Regions from separate parts of the Homo sapiens genome. Here region 2 is linked to region 1. A link is an interaction called in ENCODE POLR2A ChIA-PET data of the cell type or tissue named here. Cell type or tissue: PC-9. All regions are shown on one strand. Links, peaks and the distances in the headings refer to the core of each region. The heading gives the core; the rest is flanking DNA.

Region 1 (7,632 bases), core at 861-5,860:
TTAAGTTCTGGGATACATGTGCAGAACAAGCAGGTTTCTTACATAGGTATACACGTGCCATGGTGGTTTGCTGCACCTATCAACCCGTCATCTAGGTTTTAAGCCCCGAATGCATTAGGTATTTGTCCTAATGCTCTCCCTCCCCTTGCTCCTCACCCCCCGATAGGCCCCAGTGTGTGATGTTCCCCTCCCTGTGTCCATGTGTTCTCACTGTTCAACTCCCACTTATGAGTGAGAACATGAGGTATTTGGCTTTCTGTTCCTGTGTTAGTTTGCTGAGAATGATGGCTTCCCACTTCATCCATGTTCCTGCAAAGGACATGAACTCATTCTTTTTTATGGCCGCACAGAAATACCTTTAACTGAAAAGCATTCCTTTCCCCAAAGAGGTGCGTAGGTGCAAAGCCACTTGGTATGGAGTTTCTGTCAAATCCTAAAAGGGGATGTTGGCCTCTTCCCAGCTGCGGTGGGCACTAATAGTGAGGGGAATGCTGGCAGGAGGTTGGAGAGGACCACCGGTCCCCAACCTTGGTTCAGCTGGCTTTGGCTTCCTCTGAAAAGAACATCTGCATAACACCCTTGGGACCCTCCCATTGGGCTCTGCAGGGGGTACACCCCCAGAGCAGCACAGCCCCAGGGGACACAAGTTGCAGGGGGTGGAGGTGGGCTGGTAGAGGCCCCGGGCCTGGAGGAATGGGAACCAGCTCCTTAGGTCTGACCAGAGTCAGCTGGGCTAAGGCTGGCTGTCATGTTGGCCACATGGTTCCTAAGAGACCAGGCTAGCAATGTCACCTTCTGCAAGCACTGCACCCAGCACTTTCCCTCTTAAAGGCTTATGGGCAGGAAGCAGGCAAGTGTTTTGCTGCCAGGAAGTGGTCTTACAATTACATTACAAATAATGCCCCACCCACGGGAGAAGCGGTATTTCCCCTTCTACCTGCCCGGGTAGACAAGGAGGTCTGACCTGTTGTGGAGTTTATTGCCACATAGGCACAAGTTCCTAGTGATGACAGAACTGAAAAAGCTGTTGCAAGGTTTGGTGGCTATAACTCAGGTGAAATATGGTCTATAATAATTCAGTAAAAACCTACTCCTCACTAAAGTCCCAATAGGGATGTTGAATGAGGCATTTCCCTCAAACCATGTTCTTCTCCCAACCCATCCAGGCATTGTTGGAGCCTTCAAGGAAGCAGCAAGAACACAGAGGTGCACCCCAGCTAAGCGGACACGACCGCATTCAGGGACACCCCAGCTAAGCGGACACGACCGCATTCAGGGACACCCCAGCTAAGCGGACACGACCGCATTCAGGGACACCCCAGCTAAGCGGACACGACCGCATTCAGGGACACCCCAGCTAAGCGGACACGACCGCATTCAGGGACACCCCAGCTAAGCGGACACGACCGCATTCAGGGACACCCCAGCTAAGCGGACACGACTGCATTCAGGGACACCTCAGCTAAGTGGACACGACCGCATTCAGGGACACCCCAGCTAGGTAGGCACGACTGCATTCAGGGCTAAATGGCTACAACCATTAGCAGCTCTTCAACTAACTCTTCTTACCTTGGCAATTTAAAAACCCAGGACTTTCAAAGAAGTACAGATGCTTCCTTTCCCAGGGAAGAAAGGGGAATGGTAAGTCAAGAATGAGAGGAAGACTGAGGAAAAAAGGACAGAGTAAGGCTGAGTTTAGGGACCAAGAATGCCTGAGCTTTTTTCAGGAACAGGTTGTGGGGCACTGGGGAGAGAGGAAGAAAGGAGCTGCGCTTCAGGATGCCACAGACCTTGGGCCTGAGTCCCTGGACGAACTCTTAGTAGCTCTAAGACTTTGATCAAACTATTTAAGCTCTCTGAAGGCCAGTTTTCTTGTTAAAAATGGGGCTGGACTACTCTAGGAAAATGTGGCCAGATTGCTTTTTAAAGCAGCTCTATGATCCTGTTCCTCCTCACCGGGTGTGACCTCCCAACCGGGGTCTCCAGCTACCCCAACGCTGGCGCTTTCTGACTGACAGAGGTTTCAAACCTCCCTGGGATGCAGCTCCCAGAGGGATGGGCAGGCCGCCATCTTTGCTGTTTTGCAACTTGACTGTTGATACCTGCAGGTACTGGAAAATCTGAGATGATTAGGGACTTCATGGCTTCTTTAAAGATCCTGCCCAGACCTGTGGCTTATTGTCCTGTTTTTCAATCTACCTCCTATTTCTCCACAAAGTCTTAACAAATTCAGTATTTTAGAATTAGTGCACGAAGGCCTCCATGTAATGCTCTTTATTAATTTTATGTATATTCATCCCTCAGTATATGCAGAGGATTCATTCCAGGGCCCCCGTCCATAACAAAATCTATGCACACTCAAGTCCCACAGTCAGTCCTGAGGAACCAGGTATGGGAAAAGTTGGCCCTCCATACATGTAGGATTTGCATTCTGCAAATACTACATTTTCAACTTGTATTTACTTGAAAAAAAAAAAACCTGTGTATAATTGGACCCCCTGAAGTTCAAACCTGTGTTGTTCAAGGGCCATACTGTAGTTATTAATAATGTAGAATCACTCAATCAAGAGTTGTCACTAGGTGCACTATTCTAAGTACTCTAGATGTAATTCAATCCCCTCAAGAGATCGATGAGGTAGGTACTACTGTTATCCCTCTATTATAAGAAAGGAAACTGAGGCACTGTAAGACAACTAAATAAATGCCCAAGGTTACAGTTCTAGAAAGTGCTTTAAATGGAACCTGAACTCAGAGAGTCTTGCTCCAGACTTGCACTTTTAACCCTTTATGCAATAGTGTCTCTCAGAATATAAAGAAAAAATTCTCCATATTTCCCGCAACAGTTTTAGCACTTGACTAAATTTTCTCATTACTATGTCTTCTCTAAATGTCCTAGAACAGGAACAGGAATGGATCCCAAACATGGTCGAGGAGATCTTCCACCCTGTTTAAGAGATGATTTCCATGGAGAATGAGCCTGGAGGAATGCTGGGTGAGGAATCACATTCTGTCTCTGCAGTCAGAGGCTGAGACTGATCAATGAGCTAATGAAGAGGTTAGTCAGTCTTCCAGCCCGTAGAATCAATTCAAGGAAAAGAGAGCAAGCTCATCCTGAGGGACTCTGCCATTGGTTACTCCTGTCCCGTATCCTGTCACCAATGACTATCGATTCATTTGTTCTTATAGTTATCTGTGACACCATTTAAGCACAGAGAATTGCTAATTGTTTTAGAAAACTTTCTGGGTTAAATTTCTCTTCATGTGGAGAATATTCCCTCTTCAGGCCACCTTAAAGTTCTTAAACTTTGTATTATTACATATCAGTTTGAGAAATAGGATATGAAGAGCTTATTGATTTAGAAATGTCAGGGCTTTTGCTTCTGTCTAAAGCCTTACTAAGAAGAATCACCAGTTAAGAAGATCAATATAAAGACGAACTCACTAAAAAGCATCCTGATCTAGTTGAATAAGCTAACATCCTGCTACTGCAGCTCCTTGATTTCAATGAAGTCACTGATTCTCCCTTGGTGACTCGCTCACTGCCAAGCCCAGGGGATGTTCTGGAGTGAGACCATTAGGTGGGAGGATGACTCAGTCAGATGCAGTTCCTCCACACTCCCACAGCACTCCAGGAGTCATGCAGAGGAGTGGAAAGACAGGTTTCTTGCCTAGATGACCTTACATTCTTATTGTTCTGGAGAAAAGATTGCAAAAGCAAATAATAATCAGATTGTGAGCAGGTAAACATACCAACTATGCAAAACACAAGGAGACGTATGACTCGGTCAGAAATCCAATACAAATTGAGGACAAGCATTTCTCAAATAATAATAAGATATGGTCTCTAAAAGGAAAAGATTTTCTATTCTCTTTTTATAAAGTAAACACTTTCAGGCCGGGCACAGTGGCTCACATCTGTAATCCCAACACTTTGGGAGGCTGAGGCAGACTGGCCTGAGTGCAGATCACCTGAGATCAGGAGTTTGAGACCAGCCTGGTCAACATGGTGAAACTCCGTCTCTACTGAAAATACAGAAAATTAGCCGGGCATGGTGGCACACACCTGTAATCCCAGCTACTTGGGAGGCCGAGGCAGGAGAATTGCTTGAACTTGGGAGATGGAGGTTGCAGTGAGCTGAGATCATGCCAGTGCACTCCAGCCTGGGCAAGGCAAGATTCAGTCTCAAAAAAACAAAAACAAAACAAAAAACAAAAAAAACAAAAAACAGAAAAACAAAAAAACCCAAACCACTTTCATTAAAAAAAAAAAAAAAAAATCAGAAAAGTCCAAAAACGAAAATAAAGCTCACCAGGGGCCCATCACCTGGCAATAACATCTTGTAGACAGTATATCCTTCCAGACTGGTTTTAAGAAACACATTTTTTTTTTGGCTTTGCTTTATAACAGTCTCACTATATAGGCATTGTCTTACCTGTTTCTTTCATTTCACAGTATATTATGAACAAGTCCTAACCTAAACTGGGTCTGTAAATTATTACAGTGTAAACAAATCCTAACAGAGGTAAACATACTTTTCTACAGGAAAAAAACCATTCAAATAATAGAATTCATGTATCTAGGTCTTCTCCACCAATCCTTAATTAATAAACCCACAGTTCCTGAAGAAGCCCAGAAGTGCAATATTAAAACGGAAAATAACTTTACAGGTGGTTGAGCCCATATTTCTTCTCTAAATGTGTCTAGCCATCATTTAACCCCATCTCATTCCTGGGGTACTGGGAACACCTTCCCCCTTTACATATGTGTCTTGGTTCATTCCTGCTGCTATAATGAAATATCTTAGACTGAATAATTTAGAAACGATAGGCTTTTATGTCTTGCAGTTCTAGAAGCTGGGAAGTCCAAGATCAAGGCACAGATTTGGTGTCGGTGAGGGCTGCCCTCTGCTTCCAAGATGGTGCCTTGCTGCTGTGTTCTCACATGGCAAAGGGCAGACGGGCAAAGGGGGGGAGAGGTGAATGAGCTCCCCCAAAACATCTTTTATAAGGGCACTAGTCCTATGCCTTAGGGCTCTACCCTCATGATTTAATCACTGTCTAAAGGCCCCACTTCTTAATACTCTCACACTGGTGATTAAATTTCAACACATGAATTTTGGGGAACACATTCAGACCATAGCAGTATGTGTCTATCCAACTGCTCCCTATCAAGGGATTGGACAGAGGAGGGATGCCCAACTGCCCCTATTCAGGTCCCTTACGGTGGCATTTGGTCCAGACTGGCTCTACTCCCCACTCCATGGAGCCTGCTCTGGCTAAAGTCAACAAAAGCCTTCATGTTGCCAGAGTCAGCGACACATACCTGTCCCTTCCTAATGATCGATGCTAAGAGATAGCACTATTTCCATGATCTTATTCACTGTTTTTTTTTGTTTTGTTTTGTTTTGTTTTTCAGACAGGGTCTCACTCTGTCACCCACGCTGGAGTGCAATGGCACAATCTCGGCTCACTGCAACCTCTGTCTCCCAGGTTCAAGCGATTCTCCTCTCCTGCCTCAGCCTCCCTAGTAGCTGGGATTATAGGCACCCACCACCACGCCTGGCTAATTTTTTTGGTATTTTTAGTCGAGACGGGGGTTTCACTATGTTGGCCAGGTTGGTCTCGAACTCTTGACCTCAGGTGATCCACTTGCCTCGGCCTCCCAAAGTGTTGGGATTACAGGCGTGAGCCACTGCACCCGGCCTCTTATTGTTCTTACCTTATACTCCATTCAATTATTCTATACTCCATTCAGTAAATCTATGAGATAGGTACGATTATCATTATCCTCATCTTTCAGATTAAGAAATCAAGTCAGAAGATAAATAACTTACCTTAGTTCATATAGCTAGTATATTGGAGGAGCAAGGATTTTCAACCATGGTCCAATTTTCAACTATGGTCCAATTTCAGAGCCTATACTACTAACCACAATTCGAGACTGCCTTTCCAATCTCCTGGCAGTAGTAGAGCCTGTTCTACAACCAAAATGTATTTCAAATCCACCCACCTCTTTCCACTCCATGGGAACCTCTCTAACCCAAGCTAGCATCAACTCTTGCCTAGATACAAAATAACCTTACCTGGCTTCCCTTGCTTTCCTCTAATCCATTCTCTGTACTGTAGCCAAAATGATTTTTTAAACATACAAATCAGATCACTTCCCCTCCCTAATCCCACTCCCTACATCTAAAACCCTTCATTGGGATTTCATGTCATGTAGAATACAATAAGAAATCCTTTTCATGTCCATAAAGGCCCAGGCAGTTCCCATGGCTGCCTTACTCTACGAGTTCATCTTATTCTACTCTGTCTTTCTCATAAAACTCTAAGCAACACCAGCCTTCTAAAAGTTCCTAGAACATCCTAGTCTCTTCCTTGCCTCAGGATCTTTGCAACTCCTGTTTCCATGTCTAGACTACTTTTCCTGGATCCTAGCATGACCAGCTGCTCCAGGAAAAGAAATAGCTTTTCCTCAGGTCCTCTCTGATAACTTTTTTTTTTTTTTTTTGAGAGTCTCGCACTGTCGCTTAGGCTGGAGTGCAGTGGCGCCAACTCAGCTCACTGCAACCTCCGCCTCCCAGATTAACCCTTCTTAAATCTCTCTCCTATCACACTCCTTGTTTTCTTCTGAGCACTTGCTACAAGGAGTAGTTACTTTACTTGTTTAGTACCTGTCCTGAGACAGAAACATAAGGTCTTTGAAGGCCTCACTCACTACTTTACCCCCAGTATTAAAGACATCCATACCTGGTACGGGGTAGTTGCTCAATGGGACAGAGTCAGAAGACCTAAGTTCTAGTCTGGGCTCTGCCACAAAAAATTCTTCAAGTGACTCTAGCATATCACTTAATCTTGGCAAATCTTTCTTTCCCATGTGTTAAATGGGATAATGTTTTTTCTATCCCACAGTGCAACTGTGAAAGTCTTATGATGTAATGTATGTGAAAGTCATGGGGAAAAAGACAACTTTGGTATGCAAATGTCAGGTATGAGGACCTCCACAAGAGGAATGGTTTCTTGGGAAAACTGAGAAAGAGTCAATGTGTTATAAGTTGGTTTTATTTTTCTAAAACAGTACATTCATTATTCCCTTCATTCTGACATTCTAATCATTATTGGTTTTTCACTACTTGACAGCATTCTTTTTTGTTAATATCTGGAGTATAAATTGTCCCTAAAGTTTCAGAATTATGTAGACAAACACCTGTCTTGGATTTTGAGAGACAGGAAGAAATGTAGTTAATCTTTAGAGTTTTTTCCCCAGTATGCTCGATATTTTTCAAAAGATTAATAACCAAAAAAGTTATTTAAAAGACAGCCAAGAGCACGTGCAATCAGTTTCATGCAGTTATGATTGGCTAAACGCGGTCTGTAAGTATGTGTTGCAAAAGCTATAAGCTTTTCCTGTAAGTTCATTATCTTTTATGGGCAATTCTCCAGGTATTGCAAAAATGCAATGACTTGTTCTTGCATCCCTGTTTGGTGAAGCCATCCCTAAGGACCACGGAACCCACAAAGCAGTACTGAAGATTCTGCAGCAATGTGAATACACAAACACACCCTCACCCAGGGCCTTTGCCAGTCCTCTGTCATTCAGATCACACATCAGTGAGACTGGCTCAGCTCAGT
Region 2 (7,632 bases), core at 1,771-6,770, 74 kb after region 1:
AAGAAATAAATTTGCCTGTGGGATTCACAACCAGAAAGGCTTTCATAAAATTCTCCACTGTAGACAACTTTTTAAGATACCGAAATGTTCTTTTTTGACTATCCCAAGTAATAGTGTAGAAAAATACCTTTCTGGGAAGTATAATTTTCCATGGTAGTAACGGATTAGACAACCTCATAAAGTCATTATTTGGCCCCAAGCAGTGTTTGTATTCTTAAGAAATTCTAGACAACTATTGCAGCTAAAAATGGATAAATTCTAGAAACTCAAAAGCACTCTTTTTTTTTCTTTTTCTACTCACCTGTATTTTTTAGCCAGATCATCCCTTTCTGCTTTCTGCTTGGCAAGCACATTATCCATAATCTTTTTTATCTTTAACATCTTTTCAATGTATTGTTCTAGAAACATGACAATAAAAAGTTAGCTAACTGAGGGAGAGTGAATGTCAAATTTGGTCATACGAGAATTAGCCCTATTGTTAATTTTAAAAAGCGTTATTCCCTATGATCTTCCCCAATATTAATAGCCCAGATATCTCAATTAAGGCTTATTTAACAATGTCAATCTATGGAAATGCCCTGAAGTGTATAGATAAGAATGCTGTAAAACAGTAGGCCAGCCTGAGTTCTAATCCTGCTGCCCCACTAAGTTCTGTGAGCCTGGACATGTAACTTATATGGTTAGCTTTCTTACCTGTGAAATGAAGGTAGTAAAGGAAGATATTTTGTTTGTTAAAATTATTTCATTTTTTTAAAATACAAAAGGAATACATTAACATTGTAAAATTTTTTCAAGCCATATAAATATTTACATAGATGAAAAGTAAGAGTATCCCTACTCACCCCACTGCTTCTTCTCTAATTTATTCAACAAGGGTGGTTACTGTTAATACTTTAGGGGTATGTATGTTTGTAAAATTTGTGTTATATATTTATTATTTTAAATACTTACACTATATATAATTATACATTATATGCACTTAAAAAATAGAATTTTTTAATTCTAAAAATAGAATCATGCTATCAGTTCTTGTTCTTTGCATTTATAACATTTACATTGTACTATATGATACCTAAGGTCACCTATAGATCTTACAAACCACCATTACAATAATTACTTAAATTTTCCCGACTTTCTTCCTTTGCTTTCCAAGTAAAGGCATAATGACCTTTCTCCCAACACAGATCCACATGATTACCCATAAATGTGGGTTATGTACAAATCCAGATTCCCAAGTAGGAAACTGAAAGGGTTAAATGCATATATTTTAATTCTTTTAAGCTACTTGTTGTTTCTTTCACTTTCGGCTTTCTTTCTTAAAATTTTTCCTAATTTTTTGGACCAATGCACATTTTTCTGGTTAAAGTAACTTGAGAAAATCTGTGGTAGAAAATGACATGAAGTTCAGAGGTAGAATTTGTTTTAGAAATTCCCTCAGCAAATCAGACACATGATTTGGTAAGTATTGAGTCAGTGTCCTCAGAGCAGTTTCTATTGCCCTAATACTGTGGCTGAGGATTAGTTTCACGACATGATGCATATGCTAACAAAGGGGGAAAATGTGTACAATCAATAAGAATTTAGACATAATTTTGTTCAGCAGATTTGACACTGTTTATTAAAAGACATTTTAAATTATCTATGTGCCCTGTCATCCCAGCTTTTCCAACTGAATTTTAAACCATAGGTAAAAATAACATACTATAGTAACTTAAAATATTCTGTATGTTTCTCTAAGAAACAACAGAAATAAATTTTATATATAATTTGGTATCACACACTTCTTTATCAAAGATGATATTAATCAATGGTATATTAAAGAGAATCTAGAATTGTCCTAATATGTGTAAGATTTTAATACTTCATTAGACATTACAAAACAATGAGGATGAGAGAAATTATTCAACAAATAGGGATGAGTAATAGGGTAGTAATACGGAGTAAACCTATTCTATCCTTATCTTAAATACAGAAAAAAATTTCAGATGAATTATGCATTAAAATACTTAGGGAAAAATATACAAAATGTTAACAATGGCAATTTTCTGCCTCAGTTCAGTTGAAGCAGTTCAGTTGACAACTGATAGAAAAGTGAGTGCAAGGTCTCTTTAAGAAAAATTTTCAAAGAAATGTACAAAATGGGACTCATTACTCAGATCCCTCAGCCAGATCAAAGCTATCACAAGTGTCAGATGTGGAGGAGGGTGAGTCTGAAAAAAGATTTCTTTAGAGAGCAGTTGTTTACCTGAGTGGGAATCTGCATATTCAGCAGCAAGAGTAAGGGGTAAAGGGTCTTCTCTTCTTTACCTCAAGCCTAATAGGGTAAGTTCCTCAAAAGATTATTTAGAGAACCTAGCTGAACTCTAAGTTGACATGACAATGAATTGGTATCTGGCTTCCTTCTTGAACACCTAGAGACCTTGAAAAATGAGGAGCTACCACAGCAGGGCCAAAAGAAAGTTGCTGCTGAGCTGAGAAGTAATTGTCTTCCCTTCTAACAATGGGCCTGAGGTGCAAAGGTCCTGAGGACTTGTTGTGAAGCCTGCCCTGTGACCCTGCCTATGAGGGCTTCCATCTGAGAGTGAGAGTCTGTGTAGGATGGTCCATCAGAAAAAAAAAATAGAAGCTGAGAGAAGACTGAGAGGGCACAGGGAAAGGGCAATGTGTATTGCCCGCATCATAGAAGTTCCAGCCTGATGGACCAAAGAGAAATTTCAGAAGAGTCTTAGAAAACTGCTCTCCAGAGACTGAGTTTTAAACACCTGTCAGGGAGTGGCAGAGCCAACCACAGTCAGTAATTAGTTACCATCCAAGAGCTCCAGGGTCCCACTGCCTTACCTCTCCTTCCTTAAGGGCAGTAAGACAAAAATAAAGGCATCAAGATTATTCAATGTACTGGTTATAATATAATAAAATTAAACTACAAAAACCTGGGGGTGGTGGGGAGAAGTTTCTGATTTTAGAGGCATTCAAATAAATAGAAAAAGGCCAATGAATTTTTACTCTACAGAATTTGTAATTGTATATATTTAAACAAAAACTAACACACATTGCAAAGAAAAAGACAAGTGGCTGAAAAAGTATTTGCAGCAGTTATGGTAGAGAAGGAGTAAATAACTGTATTACATAAATAGGCTCCACTTGATGAATAAACAAAGAACAGAAACAGTTCTCAAAATAGGGAATAAAACTAGTGAAAAAGCACCACTGGGCCAGGCGCAGTGGCTCATGCCTGTAATCCCAGCACTTTGGGAGGTCGAGGTGGGCCGATTACAAGGTCAAGAGATCGAGACCATCCTGACCAACATGGTGAAACCCTGTCTTTACTAAAAATACAAAAATTAGCTGGGCATGGTGCATGCGCCTGTATTCCCAGCTACTCGGGAGGCTGAGGCAGAAGAATGGCTTGAACCTGGGAGGCGGAGGTTCCAGTGAGCTGAGATCACACCACTGCACTCCAACCTGGTGACAGAGTGAAACTCCATCTCAAAAAAAAAAGCACCACTAATAAGCAACATGGCAAATGAAAATATCAGGCATATTTTTCTTATTAAACTCGTAAGGTTATTTAAAATGAAAATACTGATGCTACTAGCAGTGTACACAAAGACACTAATGTGTACACTGCTAGTAGCATCAGTATTTTCACTTCCAAACTGAAAATTAGTACTATCTATAAAATAGAATTTATCAATATAAATCAATAGATTTAAAATGCTTATATAATTTGACCAATAGTTACAACTCTGTTAATCTTTCCTAAGAAGATAATACGTGTGGAAAAAGCTACATATTGTAGAACAGCAAAAAATTGGAAATCAAATGTTCAACAAAAAGGGAAAAATTTAGGAAGCTGTGGAACATTTATTAAACACTAAGAATGAAGACTATGAAAAAAATGCAAAATTACCATATATATCATGATCAAAACTATGTTTTTAAGAGTTTTATTGAGGTCCAATTGCATTACTATGTTCTTAGACAAAAAAAAAAATGTGGGGAGGGGGGCCTGGAAATAAAACAACAAAATATTGTGATGGGACAGTAGCTAATTTTAGCATTTTTCTCTTTTTCTCGAAGTATATCTGTATGACTTTCATAATGAAAAAAATTATAAACTTGGAAAAATCATCTTGGATGCAAAAGACATTACAAATAGTAAATGAAATAAATATACTAACTGTACTTTTTTGTTTGGGGGTATGAATTATTTTATATTAGTTTCCTCCAAACATAACACGTACCATGTTAGGCCAGGACGAAAAGTAGAATGTGCAAAATTTTAAAGGAGATGATTTTTTTAAAGACTATACAAACATGAGTTAGGACAAGAGATGAACAGTTATATCCTGCTATACAAAAGGTTGATGAGGTACTTTAAATTACCTTACTTTTAGCTACTACTTTTAACTAATTTTTACATTCACAGATCTGAATTTATCAGGAACTACTTTCCACCTTATAAATCATAACTCAAAAAATATGTGAGTCATCAAGGGCTTGCATATATTCACTGAAGTTTGAGAAAATAAGATTATTAGGTCAGTGATCAAAGTCTAATTTGCTATTTTGAATCTTCAGTGTTTTGAAAACAGGAAGATATCTTTGCAGTAAGACATCCACCTGTTACATATGCTCTTCTGAAAGTAGGAGGATTTGCTTACCTTGTGTCACTGCTGCACCACCTTCCACTGCACTATTTCTGATCTACTTTTAAGGGTTACCATAGCTGGGTGAAGCTGACAACACACAGGGTAACATAATCTCATCTCTTGTCACAATCTTACATTTTCTGTCATAGGATTATCTAAACATATCACTGGTATAGCTTATCTCTGATCATAGTTCTGAATGTCTCTCAAATTACTCATCCAACACTTTGCATCTAGAAGTATTTTTTTTTCTCTGTCACCCAGGCTAGAGTGCAGTGGCGCGATCTTGGCTCACTGTAAGCTCCGCCTCCAGGGTTCATGCCATTCTCCTGCCTCAGCCTCCCGAGTAGCTGGCACTACAAGCGCCCGCCAGCATCTAGAAGTATCTTTAACAACACAAACTACTGGTTTGCATCATGATAAAATCAGCCTTTTAGCTATCATTACAAGTCTACTTGAGACTTACTTTTAAAGTAAGTCTACTTTTAATGATATTAATAATTCCTAGCACTTTAAATACTCTCACATAAAAATAGAACACCACTTTTTCAGCCTTTGTGAGCTTTGAAATAAATATGTACCTTAAGAAGATGACCTTGGGTATCTGAAAATATCATACTTGAGTATGAGTCTATATTTACCTGCATCTTCAGGGTTTCTTATTTCAAACTCTAATAAATATTCTTGTTTTTCTTCTATATCTTGTAGAATGGCACTGAGGGTCTGATGCTATCAGATAAAAATATTTGAAACTTCATTATAAAGGGGTAGATATGCTCTCTGATATGCCATTGACAAACACAGAGTAAATAAAATACTAAAGAAAGTGTTCCTAAAAATGCTCATTCCTCTTTATGCTCAAAATGTACTCATACGTTGTATAAGCTTAACTGTATAAATGTTGCAGATTTGAACAAAAGCAAACAAATATATTTTGAATTATGTAGTAGATCTCCTGGAAAATAGAATGTAAAAGTAGCAATCACAAGAAATCAATTTCTCACTGACTTCTGTTGAAACTATAGGTGTAGGAGAAAAATAAATCACATAACATTGAAAGTGCATACATATAACAAGTTCACTTTAAGGCCTTATGATTTTCATTGCACACTATTAAAATCTTATACATAATCTTAGAAATACAAAACACTATGCTCTCAAAAATTCACAAAGGGGACTTAATACCACTCCTACATGTCCTTGTCAGTACTAATCTTCCTGCCTGGAATGCTTTCAATTCACTCTGCCCTGATCCTTCTCTTTCCCTATGAGAGAGAGAATCGTGGAGTGGGCTCTGGAACCAGACTTTCAGGGTGTAAATCCTAGCTTCACCTCTTCCTATCTGGGTGACTCCAGCAAGTTACTTGTCCTCTCTGTGCCTGAATTCTATAACACATGAAAATGCTAAGGACAATGTCAGCACAAAGTAAGAATCCACTAAATAGTGAATATTATAATCATATAAAACCCATCTCATACAGGAAACTTCTGACTTATCCAATCCATGCTGATTTCCTTTTTCTCAGAATTAAGAAATTCGGTGCTACATAATTTAACACTAACATAATAATGTCTTGTACATTATATTTCCTCATCAGGACAATGAGATCTTGTAGGCAGAAGCATGCCTTTTATATTTGTATATGGTTTCAACATTGTGGGTTCATAGCTATTGCTCCATTAATGATGACGGATGGTTTGACTCACATTACCTATCCTTTAATATACTCTCCATACACATTCATTTCTAAAACATGTAGGTCCTCAAAGCCTTCTGAAGTATGTTGCCCTGAAATTTTACTTTGGTGCCCATAAAAGATATTTTAAAAGTACATAATAAAATAACCTAATTATTTGGTAAAACAGTCTTACTGCTGTCATTTATTAAATGCATCAAAGTGAAATTATAAAATACAAATATAAAAAACAAGCAAAAATAAAAACAACACTAAGGTTTACCGCTTCATACAGTGAATGATTTATGGTTATAAAAGCAAACAAAAGGCCAGAATTTGTGCTCAGGCTAAGCTCTATCCACAGATTAGGATAAAGAAAACATCTTTTGGTGCCAACTTTCCTTTCTCCTTTGCTCATATTGTAGATGTACTCAGTCTCGGACACTGTGGGCCAAGACTTATCTAAAACAAGGTTTCATTGAGGATGCTACCTTGGTTAAGATTTTGTGTCTAGTTAAGCTTTGTGTTTTTGTCCAACTAAGAATTTCAATCAATATGTATATCTTATTAAGCAACTGCTATGTTCTTTTTTTTCAAAAGTTACCTTTACATGATGGGTTTCGCAGCAAAGTTTATTACTATAAACCATATGGGATCGAGGGCAGCTAAACCAGGCTGCTTAATCCTCTTCTCTGTCTGGATTCCAGAATCTTTTCTACATCCTGTATCTCCTAGACACTTATGGAAGTGAGTGAAGACACATTTATGACAGTGGCAGTGTCTATGGACAAGAAGTAGCCAAAGAACTCAAACTAGGTATAAAGGATAGCAGCTACTCCATAATTCTGTATTCAAAGCAGATAATTAAGAGTTAACCACATAGCATAACTTCCAGCCCATTCTGTTCACCATCTTATCTTTTATAATAAAAAAATTCATTGATTTTGTATCCTGAGACTTTGCTGAAGTTGCTTATCAGCTTAAGGAGATTTTGGGCTGAGACAATGGGGTTTTCTAGATATACAATCAACGTACAAAAATCACAAGCATTCTTATACACCAACAACAGACAAACAGAGAGCCAAATCATGAGTGAACTCCCATTCACAATTGCTTCAAAGAGAATAAAATACCTAGGAATCCAACTTACAAGGGATGTGAAGGACCTCTTCAAGGAGAACTACAAACCGCTGCTCAACGAAATAAAAGAGGATACAAACAAATGGAAGAACATTCCATGCTCATGGATAGGAAGAATCAATATTGTGAAAATGGCCATACTGCCCAAGGTAATTTACAGATTC

The links. ChIA-PET counts read pairs that join two places held together with the same protein. Peaks named below come from ENCODE experiments on the same cell type or tissue, not always from the same donor. Only the 100,000 strongest peaks of a DNase experiment are listed, where the experiment ranks them.
Region 2: POLR2A ChIA-PET joins it to region 1 with 6 read pairs; 3 of 35 experiments call an interaction of 5 or more read pairs at or near these places.

What each region holds. Positions count from the first base shown.
Region 1 is chr5:75,033,690-75,041,321 of GRCh38, forward strand. All of the region lies in intron 3 of GCNT4 (glucosaminyl (N-acetyl) transferase 4), which reads right to left. Among named protein-coding and RNA genes, the nearest start is that of GCNT4, 15 kb to the right of the region's middle. RefSeq lists an enhancer at 2,887-4,086. In PC-9, for the core only: no CTCF peak of the experiment used is centred there; DNase peaks (open chromatin) are centred at 902 and 3,652; H3K4me3 peaks cover 249 bases; H3K27ac peaks cover 3,542 bases.
Region 2 is chr5:75,107,220-75,114,851 of GRCh38, forward strand. ANKRD31 (ankyrin repeat domain 31) reads right to left here. Exons shown (of 26, transcript NM_001372053.1): 20 at 5,294-5,381; 21 at 302-398. Among named protein-coding and RNA genes, the nearest start is that of GCNT4, 58 kb to the left of the region's middle. In PC-9, for the core only: no CTCF peak of the experiment used is centred there; DNase peaks (open chromatin) are centred at 4,842 and 6,312; H3K4me3 peaks cover 438 bases; H3K27ac peaks cover 1,046 bases.